3 separate regions of the Mus musculus genome follow, and all the other regions are linked to region 2. A link is a loop called in an ENCODE intact Hi-C map of the cell type or tissue named here. Cell type or tissue: heart. All regions are shown on one strand.

Region 1 (8,000 bases), 150 kb after region 2:
AAGCTAACAGCCTATGTATGAACTTTAGATAAAACTTTGCCCCATAAAATTTTTTCATATGGGATGGTGGCATTTTAGTCAAAAGGAACCACTGTTCATAGGGAGAGTAATCGCTTAAGCTTAAGCTACATCAGAAACCGAGTAAATAGTTACAGCTATCCACAAGCTTTATGGATAGTCCAGTTGTTTAAGTAGCCTCATAATCGGTCACTTTACAGTGTGAAATGGTGTCCTAGGCTACCGTTCTGTCTGATGTTGCTTTCCTTTGTAAACACCTATTGCCAGCAGGTCTGTAGGTGTACCGCTTCCATGCCACCTTAGAAACAAACACACCCAACCTTTTATATCATGCTCAATAGTATTTTATCTTGATGTATTAACCGCTCCTACCACCTGGTAACAACCATAATGCCAACATCCAGGAAATGGGGTCATTGCCTTTCTAGTCTGGCTTTATTTGGCCTTGGACTCTGTAACACTGAAAATTTTTACAGTAACCAAAGAAAACAAATGGTTGGAGAAAATCAGCTGAAAATACTGTTTTACAACACACATAAATGTTACATTTTTAAATGGTCCAGCTGTCAAGACTTGATGGTTAAGAAGTCATGTTGAAATTTTTCAGATATCATGTCTCTGATGATGAAGTCAGAAATCTTGCTGTTGGTCAGTGGCTCTGCAGGCCGAGAGGACATAACTAAGGTGTTGACCGTATAGGAGCTAAACTCCCCAACAGGAGAGTCACATCCTGCTGACATACACAGTGAGTGCCTTCCATCACTTTGGCGATCAAGATTTCACAATCTGCTTTCCACCAGATCTTATTTGTGGTTTTACAGTTTCTGGTCAACTGTACTTAGAAAGCTTAAGTACTTGTTAAGTACTTGTTGTAGCTTAACTTCAACTGGTCAAGTTTATTAACCACAGGGTTTTTAGTCTGCAGCTTTCTCAACAACAATTAAACATGGACTAGATTTTAAGCATCCAACCAACCCTGTCTCTCTAACTTACTTGATTTTACAACTTTGCTTACTTGTGTTTGTCTGACAGTGGAACATCTCAAATAGTTTACCCACCTTCCAAGTCCCAACAAATTAGTTTCCAATTTAGTCTTTCAGCAGCTGAGTGACAGCCTGAACTCTAATTCTAATGAGCCAAGTGGCTTTATGAAGCTAATATTCCTAAAATATCAAGCATGATCTTATGAGATTCTGTTTGGAACTACCTTTGCAAAGTTCCAGAATAGAACTAATGCTAATAACAAGTGTAGACAGGCCATACTGTGTCTAGAGCCCAGGAGATATTTGGTCTGTTTCTGCATGCACTTGAACAATGAGTAAGCCATGCCAAGCCTCATTTCCCTAACATGAAAGAGGGGAAATTGATCATGCCTAGAATCCATAACGGAGAAATATTTTAACACCTCAGCACCTTTACTTGGAAAACAAAACTGTAGAATGAGAGTGGAGTCTGTTTCCTTATCACAGCTAGTGCGCAGGTGCCTGATGATCTTTCTGTGGGCTCCTCCAGCGCCCCGGCTGACAGGAGAAGCTGCCTGGCACCTGTGCAGTGAGGAGGCAGAGGAGATGGTGCTTCCAGGGCCAGACTGGATGCTGTCTCAGAGCCTCCAGTTGCTCAAACGCAATGCTTCCACTTGGGCGTTTCCTTGATTTTAAGATTTCTTTTTTGTTCCGTTTTTTTGTTTGTTTGTTTGTTTTGTTTTGTTTTGTTTTGTTTTTGTCTTGTTTTTGTTTGTTTGGTGTTTCTATTCTGAGACAGACTCCTATGTTAAGGTGAGCTAAAATGTAAGTACATTCAATATAAGATTTTGTACAGTAAGCCATGATAACCAGAGCATATTTTATTTCATTTTTTCCTTTTAGTGAAAACAATAAAAGCTTATTCTCACATAATATAGCATGATCATGGTTTTCCTCTACCCCTCCCAATCTCTCCGGACCTCCAACCCCCACATCCAGATCGACTCCCTTTCTGATTAGAGAAGAACTGGCTTCTAAAACATAATATTGAAAAACTATCACATCAAAGTTGTACAGGACAAACCAACCGAAGGAAAAAAAACCCAAAAGAAGGCACAAGAAATGGAGACCCACTCATTCACACACTCAGGAATCTTTTTTTTTCTTTTCCATTTTTTATTAGGTATTTAGCTCATTTACATTTCCAATGCTATACCAAAAGTCCCCCATAGCCACCCACCCCCACTCCCCTACCCACCCACTCTCCCTTTTTGGCCCTGGCGTTCCCCTGTACTGGGGCAGATAAAGTTTGCATGTCCAATGGGCCTCTCTTTCCAGTGATGGCCGACTAGGCCATCTTTTGATACATATGCAGCTAGAGTCAAGAGCTCCAGAGTACTGGTTAGTTCATAATGTTGTTCCACCTATAGGGTTGCAGATCCCTTTAGCTCCTTGGGTACTTTCTCTAGCTCCTCCATTGGGGGCCATGTGATCCATCCATTAGCTGACTGTGAGCATCCACTTATGTATTTGCTAGGCCCCTGCATAGTCTCACAAGAGACAGCTATGTCAGGGTCCTTTCAGCAAAATCTTGCTAGTGTATGCAATGGTGTCAGCATTTGGATGCTGATTATGGGGTGGATCCTTTCATCTCAGCTCCAAACTTTGTCTCTGTAACTCCTTCCAAGGGTGTTTTGTTCCCACTTCTAAGGAGGGGCATAGTGTCCACACTTCAGTCTTCATTTTTCTTGAGTTTCATGTGTTTAGGAAATTGTATCTTATATCTTGGGTATCCTAGGTTTGGGGCTAATATCCACTTATCAGTGAGTACATATTGTGTGAGTTCCTTTGTGAATATGTTACCTCACTCAGGATGATGCCCTCCAGGTCCATCCATTTGGCTAGGAATTTCATAAATTCATTCTTTTTAATAGCTGAGTAGTACTCCATTGTGTAGTACAGCGTCTGCCCCAATCCAATCGCGCGGAACCTGAGACTGTGGTAAATAGGGAAGCGGACTACCCGGGCCTGACCTGGGGCACAAACCCCTTCTGCTCCACTTGAGCCCCAAGGTACCTTGCTAGCGGAGTCTCACCCAACACCCGCAAGGGCCCACACAGGATTCCCCATGGGATCCTAAGACCTCAGGTGAGTGGAACACAGTGTCTGCCCCAATCCAATCGCGCAGAACCTGAGACTGCGGTAAATAGGGAAGCAGACTACCCGGGCCTGACCTGGGGCACAAGCCCCTTCCGCTCCACTCGAGCCCCGGGGTACCTTGCCAGCGGAGTCGCCCGACACCCGCAAGGGCCCACACAGGATTCCACACGGGATCCTAAGACCTCTAGTGAGTGGAACACAACTCCTGCCAGGAGTCCAGTTTGAACACCAGATATCTGGGTACCCTCCCTGCAAGAAGAGAGCTTGCCTGCAGAGAATACTCTGCCCACTCATACTAAGGAGAGAGCTACCCTCCCAGGTCTGCTTATAGAGGCTAACAGAGTCACCTGAAGAACAAGCTCTTAAGAGAGACTCAGGAATCTTATAAAAACACGAAACTGGAAGCTGTAATATATACACACTGGACTGGGGAAGACCTGCGCAGGCCCATGCTGAATGCTTCAGTCTCTATGCTGGAGGCTTCAGTCTCTGTGCTGGATGCTTCAGTCTCTGTGAGTTCATATGAGCTGTATTCATGCTGATTTAGAAGACCTTGTGTTCTTAGAATCCTCCATCCCCTTTGGCTTTTACACTCTTTGAACTAAAGATCAGATAGTCCAGAGACCTAGGGTAGGCAAGACCAAATACTACGGGTTAATAATGATAATAATGATAATAATGATAATAATAATAATATTAGTAATAATAATGTAGTGATAAAATGAGTCCTAAAGACATTCTCCTACACAAACATAGAGAACAAATACAGGGAGCAAATACAGCCAGACCCACAGCCAGGCATTACACAGAGAGTGAGAGACCTTGGAACACTCGGCCAAAGGCAGGATGTCATCACACCCCTGCCCACCAAGCTCACGGAACCAGAGCATGCATGCTTACTTTTACACCCTTGAGGCATTTGTGTGAATACATATGACACCTAGTGGTGGGAGACCAGGCAATGGAATACTCAAGGAAAGAGAAATAGGCCTGGCCTGCTGGAGAACAAGCTACAGAGAAGGAAGTGCATTGTAGAATAACACTCATCCGCACAGGTGTGTTCCTCTCAGAGCCGTCATGGAAAAAGAAACAATTAGAAAAAGAACATACAAGAAATCAAATGAATCTGGAAACTTGCCACCTACAGAGAAGGAAGAAATTCATCCACATATATTTTGCCCACTTAACTAAAGGGTGGAGACTGTGCTGACCCAGCACAGCCCAGAGATGCACAGAACTAAGGCCTTCTCCACCAGGGCCATCAGCATCTTTCAATTCCTTGGGTACAAACATAGTTTTAGGAAATGTTTTAGGAACAACAGTGCCACGGGCATTCCTTGCCAGAAGCATGTAGACATGTTTTGTGTCTTTCAATAATGTCAGAACTACTGGATAATAATAAATTCATAATTTCATTGGCTGCATTTGCCAAGTCGTCCCGATTCTGAGAGCTAGCCGCTGGCAAACATTATATTTTATTCCAAATTACATTATTGACATTAACCCTATGATCACATATTACACATCACCCAGTAATTGTGTCTACCTATAGACATTGATATATGTATGTGTATATGCGTCTGTGTGGGCTAGAAAATGGCTACCAAGAGACTACAGCAGAGCTCACAGAGGCCTTACTGAGAAGCTGGGAGAGGAGGCTGAGATACAGATGCAAAAATCATAAATCTCTGTTCTTGGGGGAGGAGAGTAAGCCACAAGGTCAGAGTAAAGCTGAGGTGAAGAACTGATGCACAGTGCTAAGTCAGTGAGGGCAGTCACAGGTGTCTGTCTGTCCACCCCTTGCACCCACAAGACAGTCCCAGGGCAGGTTGTTGGGAGCTGCTGATATCAGCGTGTTAGGTGGCCTCCTCTTGATAGAGTCAGGTGAAAGTGTCATACAATTTCCTTGGTCTGGTGTGTTCAATATATTCTCAAGCCTGGTCTTTCTCATACGGTGTTAATATGCCCATCAGTCCCAAATTGTTACTTTTACAAAATCACAAGATGGAAAATGTCAACCGGTGCCACATGGGCAGTGCTGGATAAATCGTACATTTTCATGTGCAAGGTCCAGGGACACCCTGCCTCTGAATCTGCAGTTGAAAGATAGTCAAATGCTGGTTGTAACATGCAATCTCCCAGCGTGGTTGGAAAAGTCTCTCTTACACAGCCTTATCTCCTTACGGAGAAGGCTGTAGGCAGGGCTTCTTAGAACAACAGAGAGACACTAAAATGACCTGTGGCTCAAGCGATATCACTTTAAAGATAAAACTCCTCACTGTTTATGGTAATGATGTGCATGTGAGCGCATGTGTGTGCATGTGTGGGGGTCCTTTTAAATAAAAACACTATCTCATCTCTACAAAAATGGTGAAAATCAGAAAGTTACTTAAATTTAAAAGGGATACACAGTGATCAAATGGATCTTTAAAACAATAGGTTGGGGTGAGCGAGGAGCAGCCTGGGAACTAGGGAGTAGCTTTAACAATATTCCCAGAGGATCAGGGAGCCTTCCTTCAGCTCATCCCCAGCTTCTTCGCATGTTGAAGATCATTGTAGAAAAATATTAAATAACAGATCTACTTGCTCTGTCATCTGCTTCCCTGCATGGATTGAATGTTCCATCCTTTGAAACAAACCATGATCTACTGATTAGACTTCCACCTAATGACTATTACTAGGTGGAATTAGGTAAGTCGCCTTTGGAAATATACTTACAGATGCCAGCACAAGTCTTTTATATGAAAGGTGGTCTTGTTGCCATGGGAAGTTATTACTAATCTCTGTAGTTGGACGGGTTTAGAAGCTCTCCAGAACTGTTTCCTGTCCATCTCAGATTACTCATGCTGTTGCTCTTCTTCACTGATGTAGACAGACAAGACCTGGGAGACTCGCTAATCCACTCCAGACATTGAGGACCGTCTGAGAATTGAACTGGCTCAATGCAGACGCAAAGCCACTCTCAGGACTCTGGAGCTACTCCATCAACAAACAAACACTCTAAAATCGAGTTCTTAGACCCCAGAGGCCTGGTAAGCAAGCTTCCATAAGCAGGCAGAAGAAACCTTTCTACATGAAGGCTTTTCTTGAAATCTGTGCAGAACATGAGATTCTGTGCAGACTCCGCCATTGGCCCTCCATGTGCCATTGGGCAACCACATGGCTCATTATGTCTTTCGATCTTCCTCTTATAAAATGAAGGTACTTCTGGATATGATCACAGTCAGCTATTGGATGGGTCACACGGCCCCCAATGGAGGAGCTAGAGAAATTACCCAAGGAGCTAAAGGGAACTGCAACCCTATAGGTGGAACAACAATAGGAACTAACCAGTACCCCGGAGCTCTTGTCTCTAGCTGCATATGTATCAAAAGATGGCCTAGTTGGCCATCACTGGAAAGAGAGGCCCATTGGACTTGCAAACTGTATATGCCCCAGTACAGGGGAACGCCAGGGCCAAAAAGGGGGAGTGGGTGGGTAGGGGATGGGGGGTGGGGATGGGGGACTTTTGGGATAGCATTGAAAATGTAAACGAGGAAAATACCTAATTAAAAAAAAATGAAGGTACTTTGCTCTCAAGAGTGGGAAGCTTTAGTTTTTCCTGTATATTTTTATGGAAGGTGCATCGGCACACCTCCATCTCACCTGTGGAGGTCAGAGGACAGCCCATAGGAGCTCATGCTCTCCTTCCCCGTGAGTCCCAGGAGTCAGGCTCAGCTCTTCTTTACCTTCTGAGTTGCCTTGCCAGACCTGAAATTCCTTGTTTTTAAAGTGGCTACTTTTTCTTGTTTTCCTTGTTTCCAAGGACACAAGAAGACAGTGGCTAACCAGAGATGACATTTGTTTGCCCTCAGATATGAGAGCCCAGCAAACAGAAAGACATAGCTGTGGGTTATTAAAACAAACAAACAAACAAACAAACAAATGTATTATTTTAATTTAAAAAATCATGGTTAGCATCATATGGAGCTATGATCACTATTTTATCACATTTTAATGTCTTAAAAGTTAGCAACCAAAGGCTGAAGGGGAACAGGCTTATAGACTTAAGAATTCTTAAAATATAATAATAATAATAACTGTTATATTTTATATTTATAATATAAATACATTATTATTTATAATATAAATATATTAATGTTCAAAATATATAAATAAGATGTAATGATCATTATTATTAAATTTGTTTATTTAGTGATTGATTTTTCTCTGGACAGGGTTACTCTATGTAACCCTGTCTGTCCTGAAACTGTCTTTCTCTGTACCCTAGGCTGGCCTCAAACTCACAAATCCATCTGCCTCTGCCTCAGAGCACTGGGATTAAAGGTGAGCACCACCACTGCCTGGTGCAAAAAAATTATTTTTAATAGTGCTAGATATTTCAAGAGTAATTCAAATATGTTATTTATATGAATGTGCTTTATTTAAGGTTCTTTCCAGCTCGTAAAACCCAATATTCTATATTTATCTCACCAGATGATGGAAACCATGAGGATATGACAGCTCCTAGGTATGGTGGAGGAGAGGTTTATTGTAGTAAGGGGATAATACAGTACGAGAGGAATCTGAAAGGGTCCAGACTGAACCACACGATGAAAGATGGGGGCTAGGGGGTAGCAAGAGAGGAAGAGGAGAGAGAAGGAGCAAAGAGAGCAACTGGAAACCCAGAGACCTAGTGAACCAAAATGGCTAGCCGTAGTTCTCAGCCTGTGGGTCACAACCCACTTGGGGTTTCCAAACAACCTTTCACGGGGATCACATATCAGACATTCCAAACACCAGACATTTACAATACAATCTGTAACCGTAGAAAAAGCACAGTTAAGACATACAACAAAAAATAATGTTATGGTTGGGGTT
Region 2 (8,000 bases):
CACCTGCTTCAAATACATGGCCACCTTCCGACTGGTTCTTAAGATCTTTATGACCCGATAGTGATCTCTGCAGCCCTAACCCTTCTGTCTTAGATATATTTAAGACATTAGATATCTTCAAATGCTATGCCTGTCCTGGCTCAGCTCTGAGATTCCGAGATATGTCCTCAGCCCCATATCCGAAGGCAAAGCCAGGCTGCTCCCATTGTAGTCCTTTTCTCCCTGGCTCTGAGGAAATACTCAGCCTGCTGTGTCTGATTTTTTTGCTTGTTTGTTTTTGTTTATTTGTTGTCTGGCTCTTTTTAAAATTTTAACACAGAACATCTTTTTTTTTTTTTTTTTTTTTTTTGTATCTGCACATCACTATGTACCAAGCACAACTGGCACTTACTAGGGATTTAATGTCTTTTTTTGTATTTAGGTCTATTTGTAGAAAGTAAGTTATATATGTACTCAGGCTTAAAAATATATAAGATGCAAGCAGTTGAGATGGTGAAAGTAATAAGACACAAACAGAGCAAATGTGAAGTGTGTGTTTGTGTGTGTTTTTGTGTGTGTGTGTGTGTGGGTGTGTGGGTGCACACACATGTGCTTATGCTCATGCATGTGTGCTTGTACGTGGTTGCATATCTGCCCTCATGGAGATATGTGTGTGTGTGTGTGTGTGTGTGTGTGTGTGTGTGTGTTGGCAGGGGGGTTACATGGTGCAGCTGGCCTGCTGGTAAGTTCTTCTCTGCTTTTTTCTGGTAGAGTGTCACCTTTGCTTCCACTTAATTCCTGATGGGTTTGCTTTATGAAATGAAGACAAAGTAGGTCACAGTTTATCTGCAGAAAGCACTTTGAGGTCCCCTCCCCCACCGTGGGTCCCTGCTTGCACACCCTGAGCTATGTGTGAAGAGGTTCTTTTATGAGCAAGAAGGCAAATGAAGAAGTTATCTAAGAGCCTTCAAAGCACTCTCAGTCTGTCTTTACCTGAGGCAGAGTCTGTGGCTTACTCATTCTTTGCTAAACGGTTGCCATCTTGAGATCAAGGAGTCAGTGCTTAGTCATCGGAACCATGCATGTAAAGAAGAACATACTGGCCTAGCTGGACAGGGGACCTAGGACAGTCCTGGTAAGTGACCTCATCAGGGAGAGAAGGAAAAAAAATGTGCCTGCATTTCCTGTTCAGGGCTCACCTTACAGTTGCCAGCAAGCACCCGAATGCACTTAGAAAGCAGCATTAACAAAGTAAGTTTGCCTCCAATAAAAGGGGATCCTGGATGTGAACCCTCACCTTAGCTGGCCTGTACAAGCTGGAAGCTCTCCCTGCCAACGGGGCTCCGTCGTTACTCTTCATTATCTAGAGTGGGGTCTGTTTCCTCACTAATTAAAAATTGTCAGAAATGATATTCTCATTTCCTCCGAAAGAAGTAAACACAGGCAAAGGTTAGAAGGATGCATTCCACAGAAACGGCCCATTGAGGAGCAAAGTGCAAGGCAAACAGCCTGGACCAGAGGGCCTGCCCTGTCAGCCCTGAGATTCTGAGATGTGACCTCAGCCCCACATCCCCACAGCCAAGCCAGGCTGTTCCCACTGCAGACCCTTCCCCTCCTCCAGCTTTCAGGCTGTTCCCACTGCAGACCCTTCCCCTCCTCCAGCTTTCAGGCTGTTCCCACTGCAGACCCTTCCCCTCCTCCAGCTTTCAGGCTGTTCCCACTGCAGACCCTTCCCCTCCTCCAGCTTTCAGGCTGTTCCCATTGCAGACCCTTCCCCACGGCTCTGAGGAAGTACTCAGCCAGCTGTGTCTGTGTGGCTGTTGTTGGGCATCCCAGGTTCTTTTGTAACTTTTAATTTGGAGACACACTCATTGCTAAATTAGCTAGGATGGCCTTGGACTCACTCTGTGGCTCAGGAGAGCAGCGAACTTAGGGGATTCTCCTGGCTCAGCCTCCTGTGGTGTTTCTTTGTTTGTTTTTGTTTTTACTTTGCTTTAACAGGACCCTCAGGAGCCTGGTCTGTTAAGATTCCCTTGGTATATCTTATGGGATATCCGATTGTATCTCATAGTGAATGAATCTGGCTAAAAGTTACTGCCTGACGGTTGGTCTTTGCTTACTAGGAACAAACTCACACGTTTGCCCTGATTTACAGATACCCCCCATGGCCATAGTTGAGTGAAATTAACTGCACATGGCACTAAGCCAGCCATCTTGTAGTTCCTCGGTTCCCCAGTGTTGTGGCGGTTGTCATCTATCTTCAGCTGACAATTCCTTTGTTCTGGAAGGCCCTTCTGGTGTCATGTCAGCTTACATTGTGCGGATGCTCTGGACAGTGGGTCCCTAACTGTCCCCTGTACACCGTCTTTCCCAGTGTGGGAAACATGTTCCTTGCTCCGTGGATCCCCAGTGGTCAGCCTGTGCCTAAGGCATGTGTGAATAAACGGGTGGACTTGGTGTCACTGTGCTGCGCTACCAGTTCCAAGAGAAACAGAGCACAGAGCACAGAGCACATGTGAAATTCTAGCAACCACATTAGAAAAGTAAAAACAAACAAACAAGCAAATAAAAACAAATTAGTTTTAGTAAAATATTTCACTTGGCTTGCCTTAATTATGGTTATTCCAACATATATTCAATGTAAGAAATTTTCACGATGCATTGCATTTTATATTAACTTCAACTGTGATACATACTGTACACTAACAGTCATCTTGAGTCAGACTCTTTTTTTTGAAATACTTGTTCATTATTTAAAGTTCACAAAAATTATAGTTAAAAAATTTAGATTGATGAATTCAAGTTGTTTCACACATTTTATTTTTACATTTAATTAAAGTTGAGCTTTCTTGTTATATTAGCCACCTGTCGGAGGCAGAAGTAGTTGTGTAAGTGCAGAAGTTTACATGGGCTGGCTCTACAGCACGTCTAACCCATAGCACTATAATCCACATGCAGTCAGCACAGCGGGCTAATCGCTTGAGAACATGTCTAAGTTAGGGATCAGCATACGTTTCCAAATAAAACAATTTAGAACATTATCAAAATTATTCCTGCATTAAAATCGCTTATTTTATTTGAGTTGCAATCCAGGGGGTCTTATCCAGTAGGAAGCCTGAGTCTGAGAGTAGTCCATAGTGGGTGAAAGTTGTTCCCCTGACACTAGCAGATGCGATTAAAAGTTGTTACTGTGAGTTAAATTTATCAAACTTTTACAGTAGCCCATTTTCCTACAGAAAATATCATGTTTCAGAGTCTGTTTCCCCAGACTTTGGGGGCTGGTAGGGACTTGGGAGCAGGTACTTCTCAGCGAGCCCCTGTACAGCAGTCCATCTCTCTCTAACACCCTGAAATGTGGGTGTGCTCGCAGGCACTGGTGTACATGTGAACATCTCCCATCATTCTGCTGTGAGGCAGGGAGGCTGAGAAACTGGATTACTTTATAAAAGCTATCTCAGATGAGTCACTGTGTCAAAGAAGAAAACAGGTTTTGATAATTCATGACCACATTACTTCTGATCATTCACATAAACCCACAATCTTTAGGTCTGCATGAAATTAAAACTTACAATATATTTCAAAAATGAAATGAGGGACATATTTTGCATTGGGACCCATTTTTGAAGGGTCTGTAAAAATGAGTACTACATGGCTATTTACGAATGGGAAGAATAAGGCTTAACTTTTAATGTAATTAAATCTGTGCACTACATTCCTGAGCAATGAGCAGAATGTATTTTAAGTATGTATTAAATATTTGAAATTATAAATCTAGGCCGCTGTAGCCCGCATCCAGAGGCAGGGGCAGCTAGGTTTCTTTGAGTTAGAGACCAGCCTGGTCTAGGTAGTAAGTTCCAGGACTACCAGAGCTGTGCAGCGAGACTGTCTCAAAAACCAAACCAAACCAAAACCCAACCCAAACCAAACAAAGCCAAACAACAACAACAAAAACAAAAAAACCCACCAAAAAAACCAAGGAAACAAAACAACCAAAAATCAAAAAACTAGGCTACTTTAAAATGTCATTATTTATTTTGTTAAAATTCCTGAGATAAACACTATTCTAACAAAAGAGCCATTAAGACTAAGAATCTCTAAGATAGTTTTTATGTTCTCAAATTCAGAAGAACTAAACACATTATTGCAGTATTAATAAAATAAAAACTCAAGATAAGAAGGTCAAATGTGTCCAAGATAATTGTCTCCTCCACAATGAGGCAAATCCATAAGGAATAATGGGGGGAAGTTCAATGCATTAGCTTTTGACAGTCAAAACAGGAACCTTTAAAATACTCTGTTCATGGTTAAAAATAATTTGTACTCTAAGTCCAGTGATCATTGCCAGGGAGAACCAAAGTTGAGAAATTTCTATTAAAAACATGACTCAGAGGAAAACATACAGGGTCTGGTCATGAAGGAAATGATCTGGCCCCCATTGGTCACTCCTACAGTCACATGGTCAGGGCATCTTTAAAAGTGAGCTATCTGGACTTCAGAGGCTCATAGCACCCTCCTGTGCTGCAGCCTTTCTCACCTGGAAGACAGCTCCTCCTCGAAGGTTTACAAAATGTGTGATGCCTTTGTGGGAACCTGGAAGCTTGTCTCCAGTGAAAACTTCGATGATTACATGAAAGAAGTGGGTGAGTGCTGTGGGGGTCGGGGTCCCCCGGGCTGGGGAGAGGGCTTGCAGCTGCCTTGCAGCCCGGGGGGACAGGATGGAGCTGTGGTGGGAGAAAATGCTGCTTCCCGCATGGAGGGTGTATGTAGAAGCCACAAGAAAAAGTCTGTCCTAGAAGTTTTCTCAAAGCTTCAAGCTCGTGATCCCTCCAGGTGAACCCGCAAGAAAGAGTCTACAGGACAATCTTTTACTCTCTGTAGAACGACAAGATGTGGCCTTCTTTGCCAAGCTTGCGATTCTGAGGTTCATTTGGCTACTTGCCTGTTTTCAACATCTCCTTTTACATGAAAAATTTGTAATAATTTAAAGAGAAAAATATTCCTTCCGTTTGTTTTTTTTTTTAAAGGATGGGGGCAACTTTTACTTAAAACTGAAGTCATGATATTGCCCCTCTTAGAAAACAAATCATGTTGGAAAATATATTTTAGCAAATTCTTTTCTGTCTCAATGTCAAGGCCTAAGAATGTGTGATTATTTTACAGTTGACAAAAGCTTGGCTTCCGGAGATACTTTCCTTCAAGGACTTAAAGGTTTCTTCGTTGGTTTAGAGTGATATGTGATGTCATAGATTTGTGAGTAATTCAGAAGGAAAGCAGGGCATGCAAAGCACACATAGAACTTGCCCTTCCCACGATATGGGCTCACAACGGTCTATGTCCTGTCAACACTGCCCACAGGCTGCTGTGTGGCCAAACAGCTTTGCCTATCCGTATAGAGGGGCCATCGCCCAGCCAGCGATGTACTTCATCAGGAAGCGTCTGCTTTGAAGCCCTCTCTCCTGACCTCCCCATATTACAGAGTATCTCCGTTAGGACAGACTCCCCTCAACCTGCAAACCTTCCCTCAGTTATACAGTGGGAACTTTTGGTTGTCTGTCAATATTGTTGTCTTGTTTGCAGACAAGAAGAATATCGGGAATTTCAGCATGACTTAGCCCATCGACTGTTTACTGTTCAGTGTGGTAGTTACTATGCACTGAGCCAGAAATACCAGGGCTTGAGACACTTTTAGCTCTTGACCACTTGAAACATTTCATACTGCTACCATTCCTATCTAAATTATAATGACACTACTTAAGTTGTGAGAGACCCATGATTAAAGGCAGTAGATATTTCCTGAGTGGAACTGGCAACCGTAATTAAGGCAGAGTAGGCAGGTATTGGCTTCTGCAGTCAGATAAAAATGAAGACACAAGTGAAGCTGTTATTTGTCCCCGGCACGGTCTCTCTGCAATCATTTCCCAGTGCTGTGTCCCTTTCCTGCGCTGATTGATTGTACAGAATGCTGTGCTGTGTGGCAGAGTGACAATTCAAGGCAGAGACACACCATTTCCTCACTGTGGTACTGTTTAGACAGAGAACTAAGTCGTACCCTCTGCATCATTTATCTTGTGGTGTGGTTGTCTCTCAGTTCATCCTTAGTTCTAGCTTTGGGTCACCTTTTGTCAAAGACATAGCCTTTATTTAAGCATTTGTGTTGAAGGAGTCAGTGCACCCGAGACAGAAGGATTCTGTGTAACATGCCGACAGGGTGACTAAGGTTCTAAGTTGTTCACCCTCCACAGGGAAGCTAAACAAACAAAGTTCACAGCTTAAGGGACCGAGATGCAGAGTGTTAGTTTCCAAACTTTTCTATACACTGACATTCTGATTTCCTGAGTTCAGAAGATACTTACCCAGTCTGCTTTACGTTTCCTGATTGTTGAGAATGCGATCACCATTCTAAAAGGACATGAAATGTGAAACAGCATGTTCACTCTACAGAAATTAATCAGACAATTCATTTCATGAGGGAGTAATATGGGAAAGAAGCCTAGAAAATTAAATTTGGCAACAAGTGTTGTGAAATGTGATTTTTGTTCACTCAAAAATAGATGACCTTTTAACACAATAACTCTAAGTGAGGCCTGGCCTTTGACTTAGATTTTAAAAAAAAAAAAAACTTTTAGTAATTAAGAAAGAATAAAATGGTCAAACTGCCTCAATCACAAATAGAAAATAGAGATAATATACATACACTTATTATTAGCATATTATAATAAATATAGACATACAGACCTATATAAAACACATAGACATCGAGATATGAAGATTTAATCTCTTAATACATTCTTGTTGAAATTAAGGACTTATCTGAAGGAGTGTAGTTAGCAGACAGGCACAGTAAATCTGGATGGATGACAGGTTCTGAGAGCATCAAAGGAGCCTCCGGCACCCTGGTGTCTTCTTCATCACACACACAAATGTTAGCTTTACATGCGTTCTCTTTCTCCCTGTAGGAGTGGGCTTTGCCACAAGGAAAGTGGCAGGCATGGCCAAGCCCAACATGATCATCAGCGTAAATGGGGATTTGGTCACCATCCGGTCAGAGAGTACTTTTAAAAACACCGAGATTTCCTTCAAACTGGGCGTGGAATTCGATGAAATCACCGCAGACGACAGGAAGGTGAAGGTGAGGAACAAGGAGCTGATGCAGAGTGAGGGGGGCCAGGCTTCTATTCCACGGCCTGCAGGAAGCGACTTCAGCTCAAGGGGAAGGACAAAAGCTTCCCTTGGTGGACTGACAGCCTCGGAGCTCCCATACCTAACCCAGCTCCGTCAGTGCGCAGAGGGCGCATTTCCTCTTGCTCTTAAGCTGTCCCGATATTCACAATGATTAGCATGTTTTATGAGTCATACAGTAGTGCATGTGGAGTAAATTCGAGCAGTAAAACGTTAGGGGAAGTTTATAAAAGCGAGGCTGAAAGCAAGAAACCCACCATAACATTACCGTGCCCACCTGCATGTGTCTGCCATCTAACTTCTTTCACAGTATATCCTTTTTTTCAAAAACCAATTCTATTTTCGGTTTCTATTCCGAATATATAAGTAGATATACATATACATGAGTTCTACATTATTTTTTCAAGATGTGTTTCTCTTTATACCTTCTTGCTGGATTATGTTCTTGTCCTGTAGAGTTACTGAGAACATCAGAATAGTCCTTTGGACCCAGGTTCCATGTTTTTCAGTCTTGACCTCCATGTGCAAACTGCAGTCTCTTTTCACTGTGCCCACAGAGCATCATAACCCTAGATGGCGGGGCCCTGGTGCAGGTGCAGAAGTGGGATGGAAAGTCGACCACAATAAAGAGAAAACGAGATGGTGACAAGCTGGTGGTGGTGAGTTACGCTGCATACTCAGCTATAGAGCCTGAGAACATTACAGAACTCTAGAAACTGCACTTGCTGTGTAGAACAAAAAGGCTCATTTGTACTATATGTTTATTTTGAAGCTGAGGGTTGAATCCTGGTTCTCTCACTTGCTTAAAGTACTCTGCCCCTTCTGAGGTGCACTCTATCCTC
Region 3 (8,000 bases), 66 kb after region 2:
TGAACACTGCGGATTCCTTTTACAGAATGAACGTATGTGGGGAAACACACACACACACACACACACACACACACACACACACACACACACACATACACAGTGTAGCATTGCCTCAACCTTCTTAGTACTGCTTCAGCACTGTCATGGACCCCACTAGCACAGCTAATTCTCCTAAATTACTTCCCACTTTGGGTAATGTGCACTGTGCACACCTAGCAGGCCCTGCTGATCAGATAAGTGGATGCTTCTGCCCATTTCCCCCTTTGCATTCTTGACCATTTGAACAGAGTATCGGGTGGAGCCCACACCCGATAACACTCAGGAAGAAAAATGTCATTTCTGGAACCTTTCCATGACCTAAGACATAATGCAGAACTCAGCAGCTGGTCCTTGGCCAGTGATAATCTTAAAAGGAAGCCCAGGCATCGCAATGCTTTTCCTGGAGACAGATAGTGCTGTGTAACTTCTTTACAGTGCCCCACAGTCCTGAGATCTCTTCCTGGGAACAAACACTCATGAAGCATCTTCCTTCTCCTAAAGTTGGAGTAAAATAGAATCTGAACATTTCCCTCACTAAGCGTGAAGGGGGCTGGGGGTAAACCTCAATGGCTAGAGCTGGCCTCACATGCACAAGGCTTTGGCATCCATCCCCAGCAATGAGCAAAACAGTGATTATCTACGGGAAATAAATGTTTCATCTTACATAGGAACTATGCAAAAATAGTTTTGTTGTTGCTGTTTGTTTGTTTGTTTGTTTGTTTTTGTTTTATTTTGTTTGTGCTTGAGAGTATTTCTCTTTCCCTTCTAGAACCTAATTTCCCTTCTAAAGCAGGAATTGGGCCTTCCCTAGGCCAGCCCCTGCGGCTGGCCTTGGCCTTGGTTTTGTCTGCTTCCTCTTCCTAAGTGTTCCAGGATGACCAGTGAGGGACAAGGTACATACAAGGAGAGTTCACCCATCGGCTTTTGGTTTGGTGGCAGTGTCAACAATGTATTTGTTGGGAGAGGCCCTTTGGAGAAGATGGGAAATCTACTTAGCAGCCTTACATGTCAGATGAGCCCTCCTCTCACCAGCCATGTCGGGAGTCTCACAAAGTAAAGAGAAAGGCGTTATAAGTGGTGTCCAGATTGTTCCATTTTCATACTCCTTACAAGAATAAACCTAGGAAGTACAGAGGTAGTTTGGCTAGCTTTTTTTCTACTATTTGAAAAATAAATCAATGCATGTTGTCTTTCCATCAGTGGAACCAGCACACACTTCCTATGTGGTCCTAAGCGTGTTTAAGTCATTAACAATAAGAAACGGGATTACTTCTATTTCTTTTCCCCCTTTAGTGTCACCGCAGTCAGTTTCTGTAGTTTACCCATCCCCTGCCCTCTGTCTTCTGAAGAAACAGCCACAATTCTTCCACTATATAGTCACACCTTCAGCAGCTCCACTCGAAGTCTCAGATGCGGGACAGCTTAATTTTCCAAAGGTGAGGTAACAAAGACTTGACTTGTTTGCCCTTGATGGGGGGAAAACATGTCCTGTGTCACATAAACCCCAGCCGTGTCTCCCTCATGGCTTGCCAGCAGTCACGGGATCACGGGCTGGACCTCTCTGAGTCCACCACCAGGTCCACGGCCACTCTCACTGGACAGAGAACAATGAGCCCTGCAACTGCAAGGTCCACACCTACCCAGCATTTCTTGTTATTGTTTGAAAAGACCAAAAGGAAAAAAAAAAAAAAAAAGAAAGGCCACATGAAGCCTCAGGGCAGGAGGGAGGCTCAGAAGGAACTAGAAGGAAACCCTGCAGGATGTTCCAATCACTCAAACTCTCTGTGCATCCAAATTAGCTCGGAAATGGCCACTGGTTCACAAAAATCTGTTACCACTCTCCTCTTCCTGGCCACAGCCACCCCCACCAGCACCTTTCCTCCTCTCTATTGTTTAGCCATGCTGTCTAATCCGATCCAATCATTCTTTGAAAAAAAATTTTTCGTTTCATCAGGAGGACATAGATGATTAAGCAAGTATTTGACAAGTATCTCTTATCTTCTTATATTCTGCCAAATACGAACTTTCAAAAAAAGAAAGAGAGAGAGAGAGAGAGAAGAAAGAAAGCAGGCCAAAACAAGAAAATCTAAGGGAAAGAGTGACTGCAAGTCTGTTCACATAGGCCTGTCTGCTTCAGGCTGTCCATCCGCCAGCATGTGGGAGTGTCCCACTGCTTTTGCTGATTGAAGACAAGCAGATAAATAACTGTATTTTATGTTTCAGAGCATTCAAGTTTACAAAATCATTTTTACTTTACTCTCTTGATGGCTTCAAAATTAGCTGCAAGAGAAACATGAACTTACAGATTTTAAAACTTGTTTCTGGCTCTTGGGATTTGGATTAATGTCACAATGCTGTTATTGCCTTCAGTTCCTGGATGCTGGTTTCCTAGGCTATGGGATTATAACAGTGCCACCACGTCTAGCTAACTTCATGATTTTATTTATTAAATTTATGACTTGATTTTCTTTAGACTTCTCCAGAATTATTGTTAGATCTACAAATAAAATGAATTTATTTTCATATTTAGCGTATATGTTCCAGTCTTATCAGTTCATAATAATTATGAATGCTAATAAACCAATATCAAACACACTTTCCTTTTTAAATTTTATTTTTGTTATGTATGAATGGAAAAGTATAAGCCCAGGACCTGTAAGACCAAGGTCTCAGCATAAAGGAAAATTATTTGCCTCAGAGGGACAGAGGGCAGGAAATAACAATGATGGGAGATTGAGGAAGAGGGAGAGGGGAAGGGAACAAGGGAGAGGGGGGACAGTATTTGTCCCTAGGACAAATGACTGCCTCTGGATAGAGGAGACAGGCATGGCCTGTAGGAAAATGGCGGGTTATAACAGTAAAAGGGGAAAAGCCCTGTTAAGATGAGGTGTTTAATTTTAATTTGATGTGTTAATTATGTGAGCCAAAGGTGGCTTTTGATTGCTCAACTTCAATGCATTTGAAGCTGGACTTTGGTATTCAGCCTAAGGAGGAGGAAGTGGCCAAATAAGGGAATGGATCTGGTGGCTAGCTTCAGGAATATAATCTAAGGGGCTTTAGCAAGACAGGGGGAATGGAGGAGAAGGGCAAGGCCTGCCAAAGCCATGTTCGCCAGGCTCGAGTGTAAGTGCTTGGAATCAAACGCAGGTCCTCTGGAAGAGCACGACACACTCTTAGCCACAACTCCCTGGCACATTCTTTCTGTATAACCGTAAACATAAACACTTTTGAGCCAACCTCCTGCGGTAGAATGCTGCTAGCGATTTACTGCAGTTGTCCTACCTGCGTAGACACGGCTTTTTATGAACCACCTCAAAGGCAGGCATTACCTGTTATAATGTTCAGCAGAAATGTAGGAACTCAGAAATCGACCGTTCACACAGGTGAGTCGATCATCTTGCTTCTCTGATCAGCTTCATAGGTTTTTCTGGGAGAGTGAAGTCTAGGATGAGACCCAAAACAAATCAGGAGATCCACCTTAAAAATAGCCTGAATCTACGTGATAAAGGTTGCTAGGTTTCTGCCAATATCTGAAGTAATTTCCTTCAATCCAGTATCTGGTTGAACAATTTGTTTCTTTCTTTCTAGTCCCCCCCCCCCCCCCCCCAGGCTTGAATTCTTGCCAGGGGAAGGCTTTTCTCAGCGCCAGAAGTAGACTGGATCCGTTCCTCTCTGTTTCCCCATTGTCTACCAGAAGGGTTCCCAGAAAACAGAGCCGCTAAGAAGTAGCCCAGGAAAAGCTCTGAAGAGCTGACAATGAGCGAGGCCAGAGTGCCGGTGTCAGAATGAAATTGAGAAATTGACCGCCCGCGGGTGAACCACCAGCGTCACTCCTGAGTCTTGGGACACTGCCTCATAAATGTAATCTTGTGGGTGGGGCTGTTTCTAGAGAAAGAGAATGGAAGATGAGCAAAGAAATGGGACGATGATGTGAATCAGGACAGCAAGGGAGGCTGGGATAGACTGTGGAAGTTACAGCCTCCTTAGGGAAGCCCCACTGGACAAGCATGGTGGCCGCTGCCCTGTGTGTCCCTTCGTGCTAAGGCACGCTGACTGCAAACATCCTGTCCCTTCATGTCAGCTGACCTTGGAAGGAAAGGAACAACTGAAATTTTACAACTGTTCCAGCTGGAGAAGATCTTTTAATGGTTTAATGTTTTTCTGATGTGGTTCAATAATGGTTTTCTGCAAATTTTAGAACAACATTGAATTTAGTTACTGCAAGGAATAAATCAAACTAGGAACAAAATTTAGGGCATCGAGGAAGTCAATTAAAAAAAAAAACACAGCACAAGTGATTGGTAAGGTGATGTGAAAGGGTTGAGGGTTCGAGGTCAGCTGGGCTACAGGGCAAGACCTTGTCTCCAAGAGGAGAGAAAAGAGAAGGAGAGGAGAGTAGAAAGTCTAGCAAGAACATTCGCAGCTTGATTTGAGTAATTGTTTCTAGAAACTACAGTAAACAACTGATTTTGATATATAATGTGGAGAGAAGTTATAGAAAAGCTTAAGGTGACTTTTTATAAAGCAGTCATTGGAAAATGAGAATGAAAATTATTTAGAGGGTACAGTGTCCCCAACCTGTACCAACACAGTACATAAGGACAGCATTGAATAGCCGCGTGCTTGGGGAGCAGCACACCATCAGCGTGCTCCTCCCTGAGCAAACGGTGGGTGGACGCACCTTTGCACAGGCACACAAGTTAGGCGAGAGCATTCCCTCCCCGGGGCAAAGCTAGCACTTGCAGAGTGTCCCTGACTGTCCCTTTTGCTGCCCTGAAAGTTTGACTGGTTTGTCTCTCAGTGTCCTGGCCCTCACTATATTCTTTCGGCTCCCTTGCCCCAATCCTCCACTTGCTGGAGCCATTAGAAACCCTGCTTTGCTTTCCTGGCAACTATACTTACATTAGCCCTTTTCCATGATGCCTTTTAAAAACAATTCTTGCTTGCAGTGAATACCTAAGCATCTGAGTTAAGATCCCCAACTCTAAAGCTGGCCTTGGCAGCAAGCGTTGTATTTCTAGCAACCTCCTGGGTGGGGCTCACTGTCCACTAAGTCTAGCTCATCAGTAAGCTTCAGATTCATACTTAAACAAACAAACAAACAAACAAACCCCTAAGAATTAAAAGAAAGAGGGGATGTTGAGCAGGAAGATGGCCCTGGCCATCTGCAGCGGCAGAGGGCTTATCAGGAGCCACCGAGCCTGCGCTAAAGCGCTCTGGACGCTGCTTTTGTTCTGGAAGGTTGCCAAGGGTTTTTCACGCTTCTGTGGCATCTAGTTTCCAGAAGGAACCTGTAAAATGGTAAATAAAATTGCCTGGTGTTGAGCTGCAAGATGGCTCTGTGGGTAAAGGTACCTGCTGCCAAGTTTGATCCTTAGGATTTGATCCCGGGGATCACGTGCTGGGAGGAGTGGCCTGACTCCCTTAAGGTATCCCCTGACCTTCAAACGAGTGCCTGAGCGCATGTGCGCGCGCACGCGCGCGCACACACACACACACACACACACACTCTCAAAATAAGTATATAAAGTGCAATAAAAAAAATTTTTTAAAGAGAGGTACATAGCATTTGAAGAAGAAAACACCCTGTGCTGACTCTGAACTCCCAGACACACCTCCCCCCCATTCCTATCCCTGCCCTGCACACATGCACACAACTACACATGCATATACCCTCATAGACACAGGAAAACACACACAAGAACACATATATACAGCACAAAAAGTATTAATTCCTATAATTCTTGTTGTATTATTACAGGAAACTTTAGGGAATCTCCGCATTAGATGCCATATATTATCGGAGAAATTGGGGTTTTCCCTTTGGGTTTTTGGTCTCATCAATAAAGAATTTAAAATTATCTTTAAAGCACAATTTTAAAAGCAGACTTGAGGAGGGTTTTTTTTGTTTTTTTGTTTTTTAATTTTAAGGGTAGGCAACCTGTAAATTCAGCAACTGCGGGGGGGGGGGAGGGGGGAGAAAAAGGAGGGGAGATAAGGACAGGGCATAGGGATGGAGCCATTACTAAGAGTAAGGAAGGCCAGCCTATCAGTGGGAGCATGCTGACATCTGGGGAAAAGAGATAAAAGGAAGAAAATGAAAAAAAAAATATTGTTTTTCTGAGTAGCCCAGAAAATCAAGCAGTCTTAGCAGAGGATGTGGCTCCCTGAGTGACTGCCCTCAGGAGGGCTCTCAGGAGGTTTAGCTGACTCAGACCTCCTGGGTGGCAGTCTCTAGAAGGCGATAGACAGGCTCATCTCTATAACTATTCCCAGGTAGATCAGAGCGGTCTGTGTCTAACCAGGGCGAGAGGTGAATCCTACGTTTCTGACAGAAGGAAATAGGTTTCCTATTAAAGGCCTCAACAGAGCCTCCATAGCCATCCTCATTGGCTTCTGAGGCTACTGTACCAACATAATATGGTGATTATTTCCTATAAAATATCATTATGAATTATCTAGTATATATAGACATCAATTTTTAGATACAATTTTGACAATCCTTTTAATGTAGCATCAACCCCTTGTACATTCAGCCCTCCGCAGAAATGAGCATCATACTGAATGCTTACTCATTCCTTGCCTTTTAAAAAAACATTTATCACTATTTTATATATCCTTTAACATTTCTGTCTGTAATTTATATTGTTCATCTGGCAACGGCTTCTTTTCACTCCTGGCCTAACTTCAGTTTTCTCCACGTTAGCACATGAACTGAGGCTAGTGCAGCTGCAGTGTGAAGCCACACTGTCTGGCCAGGTGTTTGGCTCTACTCCAGAGTTTTAGCTCGCAGGCCGTGAGTGCTGCTGCAGAATCAGCATATATAGACTATGCCTCGTGGTGTACGTGGTGTACGTGTGAGGAAGGCCTTTCTGAGGAATGTGCTTAGGATCTGAACTGACAGTTCTCAGAGTCTGAATTCCCGATAGTGTGTTGAATTTCTCTGAAGTGGCTCTGTGAGTCTCGCTCCAGCAGTAATGCTGGGCCTGTGTAAACACCTAACGTTATTAGAAGCTTTGATTTGGCCAACTTGATGAATCTGAAATGGATTAGTGTGCATTTCTGCGACTAATGAGATTGGGCATCTTTTTGAAATTTATATAAGCCAGAACTGACATCCCAGGAACATGCAGAAATACATGCAAATATGATTAATGATGGATTAGTCCATGAGTATCAGACCGAGACAAGAGATTTCCCCTGTAGAAAACACATAAATAATAATCTGCATTTCTGTCTCCATTGATTGAAGACTCAAGTATAATGGAAAGCCAAAGAATATTTAGGAGATAACTTAGAGGCATGGGGACGCAGCCCAGGAAGCAGAGCGGCCGCCTAGTGTGAGGCCAAGAGTACGGTGGTTAGGAACTGTAACAGCAGAATGGGGAGGGAGACGTGTGTGCGGGAGGTACAAGAGGTGTGTGTGCCATCCACAGCAACAGTGAGTTAAAAGCCAGCCTAAGTTACATGAAACTATGCCAGAGAGAACACAGAGGAGAGATGCTGGGGAGGGGGGGGATGGAGGGAGGGAGAAAAGGAGGGAGGGAGAGAGGGAGGGAGGGAGGGAGGGAGGGAGGGAGGGAGGGAGGGAGGGAGGGAGGGAGGGAGGGAAAGGTATTAGAGGAACAGTGTAATTATCACAAACCTTGCAAGGTTTGATTTAACGAGACACATGAAGCACAATCATCATCAAGAAATACTAAAGATGTTAAACACATCCTTGGCTCACTGATCGCTTCAGGAATCTAAATTGCCACACATGCGAGTTTGTTTCCAGATTCTTTTCAATGCTCTGCCCACCTACCTGTATGTCTCTACTGCTGACATATCTCCTTAATCACGGTTACTCCCCCCGTGACTCTGGGGGGCATCCTCCAGCCTTGTCCCTAGTGACTCTGAGGGGCGTCCTCCAGCTTTCCCCACCCCACCCTTGTCACTCTGGGGGCATCCTACAGCCTTCT

The links. Peaks named below come from ENCODE experiments on the same cell type or tissue, not always from the same donor. Only the 100,000 strongest peaks of a DNase experiment are listed, where the experiment ranks them.
Region 1: a loop joins it to region 2, with 4 times the contacts of the local background. A loop is called at or near these places in 3 of 42 quality-filtered maps.
Region 3: it touches region 2 in a loop (6-fold over the local background); 7 of 42 quality-filtered maps call a loop at or near these places.

What each region holds. Positions count from the first base shown.
Region 1 is chr3:10,055,947-10,063,946 of GRCm38, reverse strand. Gm33365 (a long non-coding RNA gene) reads left to right here. Exons shown (of 4, transcript XR_387544.2): 2 at 626-763; 3 at 6,012-6,172. Among named protein-coding and RNA genes, the nearest start is that of Gm33365, 4.4 kb to the left of the region's middle. In heart, a CTCF peak has its summit at 4,085; a DNase peak (open chromatin) is centred at 4,016.
Region 2 is chr3:10,205,058-10,213,057 of GRCm38, reverse strand. Fabp4 (fatty acid binding protein 4, adipocyte) reads left to right here and starts at 4,442. Exons shown (of 4, transcript NM_024406.3): 1 at 4,442-4,619; 2 at 6,936-7,108; 3 at 7,716-7,817. The coding sequence starts at 4,547. In heart, no CTCF peak of the experiment used is centred here; DNase peaks (open chromatin) are centred at 1,357, 4,477 and 7,057.
Region 3 is chr3:10,139,231-10,147,230 of GRCm38, reverse strand. No RefSeq gene overlaps it. Among named protein-coding and RNA genes, the nearest start is that of Pmp2, 41 kb to the left of the region's middle. In heart, a CTCF peak has its summit at 1,613; DNase peaks (open chromatin) are centred at 340, 950, 1,620 and 3,940; H3K27ac peaks cover 1,416 bases.